2 separate regions of the Homo sapiens genome follow, and region 2 is linked to region 1. Evidence: chromatin loops called from intact Hi-C (ENCODE). Cell type or tissue: mammary epithelial cell. All regions are shown on one strand. Links, peaks and the distances in the headings refer to the core of each region. The heading gives the core; the rest is flanking DNA. Region 1 has its middle 220 kb from the start of DTNA. Region 2 overlaps NOL4 (nucleolar protein 4).

Region 1 (5,392 bases), core at 85-5,084:
AGTCGGTTGGGGAAGCAAAATTTATGTATATTTTGTGTTTTTCAAGACCCCATTCTTCCCTGAAACAGTCTACATCCAAGGGGTAAGAGCTTCTAATTGATAAAATAGCAGTGTCTTTATTTTTTCAACTCTTTTGAATCATTTAAATACTCCAAAATTGTTAATTCCTCATGCCCCCAAACTATTATCAGTTTATAGATAATAGTAACCATCCCCATTTGACCCAAAGCACATGTATACTCTATATATCATTACATATTAAACCATAGGTACACACATAGAGTTTTACTATTAACATAATATAGTGAACATTCTGATTTTACCCATGGCCATTCTCATATCAATTATAATTTTAAAAAGCAAGAAATTGTAAGAGCAAAACAATAAACATCAGGAATGTATTTTCGTTGATAATGATAGCTTAAATTAGTACAAACCATAAATGTTTGTGCATAACCACATTAAAAATATTTTTCCCCAAATGAAGGAATTCTGACACAAACTGCTAGTAATTGTTGAGCCACCGAAGTTGTAATGCACTTCTGAAACACATGTAATAATCATCAAACCTAAATATATCTCTAATTAAAACAAATCCTGCTATGAGTATGCTGATCAAAAGGAAAGTGCTCTTGATATATTGCTGTTCAATTTAGCCCTCCACCTCTTTTGCAGAAATCTCCCAGGAATGCTGCAAAGCCATTAGAGTCTGCTGCATACTAAAGCTTCTAGTTTAACTCCAAAAGCATGTGTAAAATCCTGGATTATAAATCACTGTTACAATCTACGCCCAGAAATCCATCTAGACTTATTGTTTAGGAGAAGTATTGGAAGACGATATACTAAGTAACATTTAGAGTTGACTGATCAGAAAATATAATAGTTTCAAAACAATGAATGAAAATTTTGAGTACTTCTCCATTCAACATGTATTACAAAAAATTAGGGACAATTATCACTCTTTAAAAATGAAGTCCATAAAGGGGACTACTTCTGATTATTATTAGACTCCATAAAAATGTATGAAAAGATCTGGAAAAATCTGAAAGTGCTTTAAAATATATTATTAATATTATTTTGCTTTAAATATTGCAAACTTATCTCTTCATTGCCTACTTTATTATACCAGTGCCTTTGCTTTCCCATCTATCTCCCTTAATTTCAGTGTTAATTTCTTCTTAAAAATTTATATACCATGGCTATTTGATCCCATTGTCATTTTTATTATTACACTATACTAATAGGTCTACATATTTCTTTTAGCGGATCCTATACTTTTTAAAAACTTGAGATCTTTCAGCACATCCTCTGCAGAACCAACACCTGGTGTCATTGCCACCAAATTCCTGTAAGTTTGTTTAGGAAAAAAAAATTCAATAAGAAAGTCTACAATTTCCTGAATTTGTTTTCCATGCACCAAAATTTGGAAAATTTTAGCTTTCACACGAAAGTTGATCCTCTTTTTCTTCTCCTTTTGTTTCCTTCTCTTCTTTCTTATCTTGTAACTTAATTCCCCCTCCTTTTCCCCCCTCTTGACTGCTTTCTCTTCTGCCTTTTCTCTGACCATTCTCTCTTTCATACTATTTGTTTTCTTTTTGGGTTATTAGAAGGCTAGTTAGCTGCTGGAGTTCCTTATCTACACTGAACAGAAGCTACCCAAGAGTGTTCCTTCTGGGAAATTTTACGACATAAAACAATCCCCATTTACTGTTTATGTGAGTATGGTGCCAGTGTAAGAGAAGGGCAAGGTTAGACATAATTACCTTGGCCATTTAGAAGGTAGGAGGGTTAATGACAGATTGAAATATAGGGCACATAGGCAAATGAGATGATTTGAACATGGAACAGAAATTAAGTAAAAAGAAAATAAGTGTATTTTGTACTTTCTTTGTGATAACTCACACCACCAAAATAATAAAGGTTTTTATCTGCAGTCATTCAGTATATGTATCTTGTTTCAACAACTAGATGTAAACTAAAGACAGATACTTATATTAAACTTCTTTCTATCCTTCAAAATGTAGCGTAGCTCTTCACATACACCAGGTGAAAGGGGTTTGAATGACATATACAAATTATGAAATTGGTGACTACTTCAGAAACATTGGCTAAAATTGCTTGAAATTACTATCTAAGGATTTAAACAATGCAATTGGATATAAATGTATGCATATACATGCCACATTCCTCCAAAAAGAAAGAAAATTATATGAAAACGTGAAATTGGAAATATAATACAAGAGAAAATTATATGAAAACATACATATAGTAAGATAAAATAATTTTCAATCTTGGTAACTTAAAAATAATCAACAATGTTTTCATTATTTTCAGTAAACTAAGTATCTGGGAATTGATCATAGTGAAAAAGCAACCTGTGAGTAGCTATGCAATTAATATTTATAGTGAGATACTGACTTATTATGTGTACTTGGATAGGTCATGTTATCTTACTTATGCTTCTGTGTCTCTGAAGTGACAATACTATTTGCCTTTTCATCCACCTCCTCTGCAAAGATGCTCTGCAAATAAATGAGGTAATGTTTGGGGAATGTTTGCAGCTTGGGAAAGAAACCCACTGCATACATCTAAGAATATTCCATATTCAAGCCTTGTATATTTTGCCTCTGTTTTAAATTGAAATTGTACTGTTTAAGTTCTTGGGTTCTGACCAAAATCTGGGTCAACATAAGAGAATAATTATTTTTAATTTTAAACCTGATTCTCTGTTCCAATCTCCTGCACGTGTGAGGGAAAACTGTAGGAAATAAACAAAGCACATAAATCAAGCTTTGGAAGAGAAAAATCTCTATCTGAAGGATTTTTTTTTTTTTCAATGACGAGCGTGCCCACTATTTCCCTAGAGGAATATTTCGGTCCAGGAAGGAAGATAGTGCATTCAGCATGAGTGTGTGTGTGAGTGTGTGTGTGTGTGCTGTGCGTGCGCGCCCGCGGAGAGAGGGGCGGGGGAGGCGGATGAGGAGGATGAGATCATAGTTTCAGGATCCTCAGGAAACCCTGGTACTGGCAGCAGCCAGCCTCTGCTGTGCCCACATGACCCACAACTCTGGCAGCGGACCCGGCACTTCCAACATTATTAAATAATAAGAAAGCGGCTCCTACTCCAGGCTCAAACCTCCCTGCAGACCAATGGACACCTTCTAAGAGTTTGGCGAGTCAGTGACTGAAGCGCCCGTCCATTCCAAGGTGTGTGCACGGCGTTTTCTTCTTTGACAGCTCCGGAGTGGGGGAGGGCGCGGGGGTGGAGGGGGTCCGTGTGCCGGGCGAGGAGTGGGCGCGAGGCCGGGCTGCCGCGCTGCCCCCGGCCGCCCGGTGCAGAGGAGCCCGCCGCGGGGCGGGAGGTGCACATGACGCGCAGCCCCGGCTGCGCAGGGACCGCAGCCGCCCACGGCGCCGGGGCGCGGACACAGGCGGCTCGGCGCTGGAGCAAGGGCAGGCGCCGCGCACCGAGCAAAGTCAAGAGTGGAAGCGGGCGGAGAGCGCCGGCGGGGGCAGGGATTCGCCTCAACGCCCACTCACGGGGTTCCCACCTGTGCGCCGGCGCCGGCCGCGGCTAGCGCGAAGCATGTGCCGGGCGCCGCAGCCAGGACTGCGGCGCGGCGCCTCCCCGGGCGGCGGGCGGCGCCTCAGGCCCGCGGGGCGGCGGTAGCGGCTGCTGCAGGATGTCCGGCCCGGGGGCGCGGGGCCGCGCAGGTAAATCTCCCCCGCCCTCGAAGGCCTTCGCAGCGCCGCAGCCCCTGCTGCTGCCGCGGCGCCGCTCGGGGGGTGGCTATGGCAGCCGGCTCCTTCGCGTCGCGGGTTGAGTTGTTTTCGTTGTGGTCGCTGCCCTCTTGGTCATCCTCTCGGGCTGAGCTGGTGGGAGGTGGAGTGTCTACCTCCATTAGGGATGATACTCACGTCGGGGAACAGTCTGAGGGGTACTGACTGGGACATCCGCGTTGGGTTCCTTTGCAGCCAGCGGCGTCCTTTCGTGTTGCAGTGCACTGCGGTGCCCGGGCCGATGCCTGGGTGGGAGTGGGCTCCGGGCCCCGGGGACGGGGGGCGGCGGGGGCGGGTGGGCACGGGGGTGAGTGTCTTCGGCTTTTATAGCCTGTTGCCCACTTCGAAGTTTTCTGCTGGACAGAGGGCAGGCGGGAGGTTCGTTCTGGTATCCGGAGTGGGAGTTGAAGAGAGGTGTCTGTCAAAAGACCAAAGCCAAAGAGAGAAGAGGGGTGGCGACGGCGAGGCTGGGACTCAGTGGTACCACTCCTGGGACTTGAAGGTAAAACTTTGCTGTTTAGTAGGCTTGGGGTATGGCTTTGGAAAGATAACTGTAGAACTTGGCCGTGAGGGGCGCAGGGGGAGGGGGCAGGGGAGGCGCAAATATTGGATGTGCCTTGCAGTGAAGCTTACCATGCTTTACATTTATTCTTATTCTAAAAAAATTGTCTTTTGAGTTGATGCTTATGTTTTCCTGTTATATGTCATCACTTGGCATTTAATGTGTTTGTATTTCCTTTTGAACCTCAGAGATACTTGTATTGTTGAAGTGTACAGTTACTGATTTCTTTAAAAAATAATGGTTTTTTTTTTCTTTTGCTTATTCCAAAGGTGGAAACTTTAGGAAAAAAGTGTTCCACATGTTCCACGGTTCTATATGGCTTAGATTTATTCACTGTCTTAATTCTTAGACCACCAAGGGAGTAGGTAATGTTATTAAACAACTTTTGCAGGTGAGAAAATCCGGGCACAGAGAGATAAAATAACTTACCCAAGGTCATACATTTATTAAGTGTTAGGAGTCTAGTTGGGCTTTTCATGCGCCCCTAATCAACTCATTATACCTAAAGTCTTCTATACTGACCACATCTTTCTATGAAGATGAACCTTAATAGGTATGTGCTGCATGTTCAGAACAATTAACTCTTTTTCTACTTTTTCTTCTTCTAACTTTCAATACTAAAATTATGGCAAATAACGTTTGAGTAGTTTCCTTTCAGCACAATTAACCAAGTGTCCTACAGTAATTAAAGTTGCATGTCCTACAATGATTAAAGTTGCATTTCACCATAAAGTTGAGATTTTCAGCCGTTAAGATGTATCAGCAAAGTAAATTATTATAAAGCAAATGGCTAAAGCTATATGTTTGTTTGCACTTAATTTTAAATTTCATAGGTTATTAGTCTGTTCTTTGTTCAGATCATGACCATCGTTTTCTTCAGAACACCATCTTCCAGATTTTTGAGGAAGTTTAGTTATATTTAACCCACTCACTCTGGCGAGAGTTGGGCGGTTTTAAAAGAAGAATTGTGCAATTCTCTTTCAACTATCAGTGATTAAAAGCAAGCTGTATTTTAAGGGCATTCGAGTCTGTCATGTCATTTAGCCAATT
Region 2 (5,392 bases), core at 87-5,086, 370 kb before region 1:
AGTTAATCAAGCAGAAAATAGAAAGTGGTTTATGTTAAATTATAATTAATTTTCAAAGCACTGAGATCACAGGCATGTGCCACCACATTCAGCTGTTATTTCTTATGATTGAATATTTGGCTGCTAAGGAAAAGATTGTCATAACAGAGAATTCTTATATTAGATGAAAAAATAAGTAGATGGGCAATGAAAAAGATCTTTTTCATACATGTTCACTATTCATAAAATAAAGAGAATTCCTAAATATTGCATTAAATAAGATAACTCAGCAAAGTCATTGTTTATAGAATTACTTGTGACATGAAGAATTACATTAAAAGACACAAGTACTTACATGGGAGTGTGGAAAACCTCTTCCTGTCTTGATTTTTCCTGAAGAGTATGTGTAATATGATACATTTATATTTCCCTTGGGCCCTAGGGGAGAACCACAAAGAATGCCACTTTTCTGGTCTAGAGTTCATTGGCATGTTCAAAACCTCCTAGACTTCTGTTGCAACTCCCCTTGTTAAAGTTTACCTTTCTTACACACTGCTGGTCTGTGGGGAGCAAGCATTTCTTTTTGAACACATATCCAAGAATACAGTTGCTGTAGCCACTCAAAGCAGGCAATAATTAGCCATCTTAGGGAGACAGAGAAAGACGGCGAAGATTTCACTTCATTCTGTTAGGGACTCCAGTAATTTGCATATCGTTCATGTATTTATGCAAGAGGCAAAGTGCAGAGTCTGTGAGATGACGACAGTGCACTATGGTTGCAGAATCAGTTGTCTGAATTATTGAATTGCTAAACAACTGGCAAATAAGAAACACATTTTTCAAAGGTACCAAGGAGAGAACTGGCTATGTGGTTTCCTTTATAAAATGTCTCTCAACTGGGAGTGTTTACTGTTCTCACTAGGTGACTTTTGCAAATAGAGAACAAGAAGGCATTTTGGTTATTACAGTATCTGGGGTTTGGTGGTGCTGAAAGTTAACATATTATGGGATATCAAAAGGCCTGGAGTACTTGGGACAATGCCACCTGTCTGCCCCTAAGGCCTATATAGCCCAATTGAGAGATAACACTTTAGACTATGTAAATAATTAGACACTAATGAATATATCTGACCAAATATATCACGTCTATGTATTATCTATTGATAAGAAAAAGCACAGAAAGATAGAAATTTCCTGTTCCAAATTCCAAATTCTCAGAAGAGCAACTAGGTTACTGACTCAGTTTCTTTCAGAATTCACCCGTAACCAAAGAACTAAATTCAGCTGAGGAAAGTGTTCACTCTGAGAGGACATTCCCAGGAAAATGAGGGTGGAGGGGGAAATGGGGAGCAGAAGAGATAGATGGATAAAAATAGGTAAAAGCTGGTTCTTTACTTATCATAAGACAACTAAGTCTGCTGCTCATAAAGCTAGTTAATAATATTCTCAAATTTATGAGAAAATCATAAATGAAGACATGGGTGGGTGTTATCCATAGGTCACTAAGGAGAATAGTAGACACAAAAAAAGAAGTAAGCTTTTCATTACCTGATTAAGAGGGGGAAAAAAGCAATTTAGAACATCTGTTACCCCAAAAACAACTCCATATTAAAAGAAAAAAACCATCTTTCTAGTCACATTATTATAATATCTATAGTGTTTGAAGCAATTATTATGTTAAAACTTTACCTATATTATTTATGGCCCTAAAAACAACCCTACAAAATAATAACATGCCAACATCACACATGTAGAACTTACACTATCAAGATTTAAACTCAAGTCTAGTTGGCATCAAAGCTGGACCATTCTGTCTCCACAATCTCATGCCAGTCTCCCATGTCTTACATCTCCTTGCTATTATACTCATTGCAAATTCATTACCTATATAGTTATTTATACAGGTGCATACATGCAGGCACTTTAAGAAATTTGGTCATTTTATTTTTTTTTACACTATCAGAGTAGCAAGGAAAACAAACCTCTCGATCTGAGTGAGAATCACCCACTAGGAGGCATTAACCAGCTACTTTTTAAAGCCGCATTGGCTCCTTTTCACCACTAGGGAGCACTAAAGTAGTAATTTACTAGGCTGTCATAAACAACTAATGAAGTTTCTCCAAAAGGTAAATTATATTTCAAAGAATATTCACTGGGATATTATAATTTAATATAAAAATTATTGATGATGTGGTGTGTGACACTAGCTGATGATAAACTTCTTTGGATAAGCTCTTACGTCTTTTTTTTTTTTTTGTCTCCACTACCAAGAAGACAGCTTCTGAATCTTAACAGATTTGCAGTATTACTCTGGCCACTGCGGTGAGCAACTACACCTATATGAGATATATAATTCAATTTTAATGAATGGCAGTAAGCTATTCTTTTGTTTTAGGATTGCTAGTTAATAAATTTAATTATCATGCTGAATTATTTTTAACTGTTTCCTTCTGAGATGTTGTACACATCTGACAATAATCTGAATAATATTCAGTAGCTGTAGCTAATATTTAGAAATCACTTGTGTAAAACCTATATATGTTTGTGTGGATATGGGGTGTGTGTGTATGTGTGTAACTGATAAATAAACCAATGTGAAAAGTAATGTGTTTATATTCTACCTCAAATGAGATATCATTATATATGTGATAACCATATATATATATATATATATATATATATGGTTCTCTATATATATATGAGAATATATATAGAGAGATAGATCTACATCTTTCTATATTTATATCTATATAGATACAGAGAGATATACCTACATATGTATATATAGATATGTATCTATATATCTAATAGATATATATGTATATATAGAGAGATAGATGGATACATATATGTCTATATAGATATAGAAAGACATAGATCTATTTATCTATAGATAGCTATAGATATATCTAGATATTTTATATTTATATAGAGAGACATAAAGCAAAATAACCTAACAAAATTATCTGTAAAATATCTACATTTGAGTGCTATTTTATACTGATAAACTCTCTAAGGTAAACTAGCTATAAAATACAATTCTAGATCACAAATTTATTGTGTAACAGTGTAAATTATTAATGAGTTCAATACTGGACAAAGTTTACCAAAAATTTGAACTTGGAATAGTTCATTTAAAGTTTTTCTATCTCTGTTAGACATCCAGAACAGCAGCTTATTTAAGGTACTCTAGTTTGTAATAATAAAATGGGGAAAAAACAATGCATCTGTATTAAAAAGGCAGGAACCTATATTTGTCTGTTGTGTTATTTTGCCTTAATTTTCTTTCTACATTAAAGCATTTGGCTACAGAAATGAAATTAAGTTCTAAGCCTGATAGAGATTTTCTTAGCCCCTCTGCTTCAAAGACAATCTATACTTGCACTAAGATCCGTGGCAAGAAAGGGAAAAATTCATAATAGTAAAAAGAAGTGAAAGAGACTCAAACACACAGTATTTTTATATTCTATGAGTGAATTGTGCCTAGAGAGTATTTTTTTCTAAGAAATGTATGTAATTCTCAGTTTTTCATTTAATGATATTCATTTATTTCAAAATATACTCCAACATTTTTAAATATTTTGAATAGACATAGTTCCCCTTTTTTTGAAAATAAAGATTTTTCTGTGGAGTTTGCTGAGACTTCTTCCTCATCTTGATGACATGCTTCTTAACTTCTAACTGTCAAACACATACCAAACGCTATTAGGTGTGATGCCACATTAGGACTCATATAAGAATCAAGGCTTGATGCGATGGCTCATGCTTGTAATCCCAGCACTTTGGGAGGCCAAGGCAGGCGGATCACCTGACGTCAGGAGTTTGAGACCAGCCTGACCAACATGGTGAAACCCCATCTCTACTTAAAATACAAAAAAATTAACCAGCCATAGTGGTGAATGCCTGTAATTCCAGCAATTTGGGAGGCTGAGGCAGGAGAATCACTTGAACTCGGGAGGTGGAGGTTGCAGTGAGCTGAGATCATGCCATTTCACTCCAGTGTGGGCAATAAGAGCAAAACTGTCTCAAAAAAAAAAAAAAATCAGACAGGTCCTATGCTAACTGGGAGGTCAATAGATTGCTCTATGCCAATAACTCACATTTTCTTTCTATCTCACTCCTGACTTAAGTTAAATTTAGCTAGAGATGAGAGACAGAAACAAGTATGTTAAATGATCATATAAGGTATCAATGACTGCTGGCAGCTTAATTGATTCTCCACCTTCTCTTGCCTAATGATATTTGAATTTTATATAAAAATACAGGGGTCAATGGTTTAACCCAAATAGATTGAGTTCTAATTGTAAAACTTGAGGCACTATGACACAGAAGGAAAATGTGCTTGAGACCAAAGACTTCCTGGCATGAATCAAAAAGGTATGTAGATAAACCCCTATTTCAATACTGTTAAGATCTGCAAACTCTACAAACTCTGTCTTAGACTACAGAATTATATCATATATGTGAGTGAATTGTGGCCTATGCACAAAGAGGCTACATGAATTGTTCAGAATTCTTGAGTTTGACTTTAGTGCTACTTTTCCACACCATATGGCTGCAAATTTGGTTAATTAGTCCCATTATAAGTTGACAAAAATTCTGGGAATTTTTACATGACAAACTAGCAGAAACTGGTGCAAGTTAGAATATTCTATTTAGCAATAGAGACAGTGAACCAATAGATATTTATAAAAAGAACTAGGCAAAAAATAATGCTAACTAGGGTTTTAAGGTTAAGTGTCCTAGATATGATAGTATAAATATTTTCTTTATTAATGTTCGGAGTAAGGCTGTAGAGATTCTACATGAATATGTTACTATTCTACAGCATATCTCTGGAAAGGAATATTCCATTCATATTAAAAGCATTTTTTTAAAAAAAGAGACAATTTTATTTTTTTCCAGAAAATTAATTTGAAATTAGTTTAACAGATTTAATCTTTGGGAAAAGCAAATGAAATAACTGAAACTCTCACGAGTTTCATTTGGCAGGAGAGCTCCTAAACACAAGAACTCTGGCCTTTCCTCATGCTTTCTTATAAACCCAAACCGTGGACTTCCAGGGATAGTGACATCTACAGGATGCACCAAAAAAAAAAAAATGCCTGCATGAGAAGTTATTACTATTCCTGTCTACCAACACAGAGGCATTAGAGCGGGCCTAGGAAATTAGATCCATAATTGTAACTAGGGTAAATGATAGAGCTATGCTAATTTTGCTGCCTGTCCTTCTACGTGAAACATGAGTAGTGATTGGACAAAGAAGGAGAGAAGTAACACCAATCACAAGTTTACTATATGCCGAGCACTTTGCACATAGTAACTCATTCATTTTAGCACACAATGTATATCATTATCCACCATATAAAGAAAAAGAGTAAATAATTTGCCAAAAGTGGCACAGATACGAAAT

Evidence for each region. Peaks named below come from ENCODE experiments on the same cell type or tissue, not always from the same donor. Only the 100,000 strongest peaks of a DNase experiment are listed, where the experiment ranks them.
Region 2: it touches region 1 in a loop (3-fold over the local background); 3 of 110 quality-filtered maps call a loop at or near these places.

What each region holds. Positions count from the first base shown.
Region 1 is chr18:34,490,308-34,495,699 of GRCh38, forward strand. It overlaps a transcript of DTNA not described here. Among named protein-coding and RNA genes, the nearest start is that of DTNA, 220 kb to the right of the region's middle. RefSeq lists a silencer at 3,529-3,658. In mammary epithelial cell, for the core only: no CTCF peak of the experiment used is centred there; DNase peaks (open chromatin) are centred at 2,984 and 3,534; H3K4me3 peaks cover 1,157 bases; H3K27ac peaks cover 191 bases; H3K27me3 peaks cover 616 bases.
Region 2 is chr18:34,120,900-34,126,291 of GRCh38, forward strand. All of the region lies in intron 2 of NOL4 (nucleolar protein 4), which reads right to left. Among named protein-coding and RNA genes, the nearest start is that of NOL4, 100 kb to the right of the region's middle. In mammary epithelial cell, for the core only: a CTCF peak has its summit at 2,016 (motif pointing right); a DNase peak (open chromatin) is centred at 432.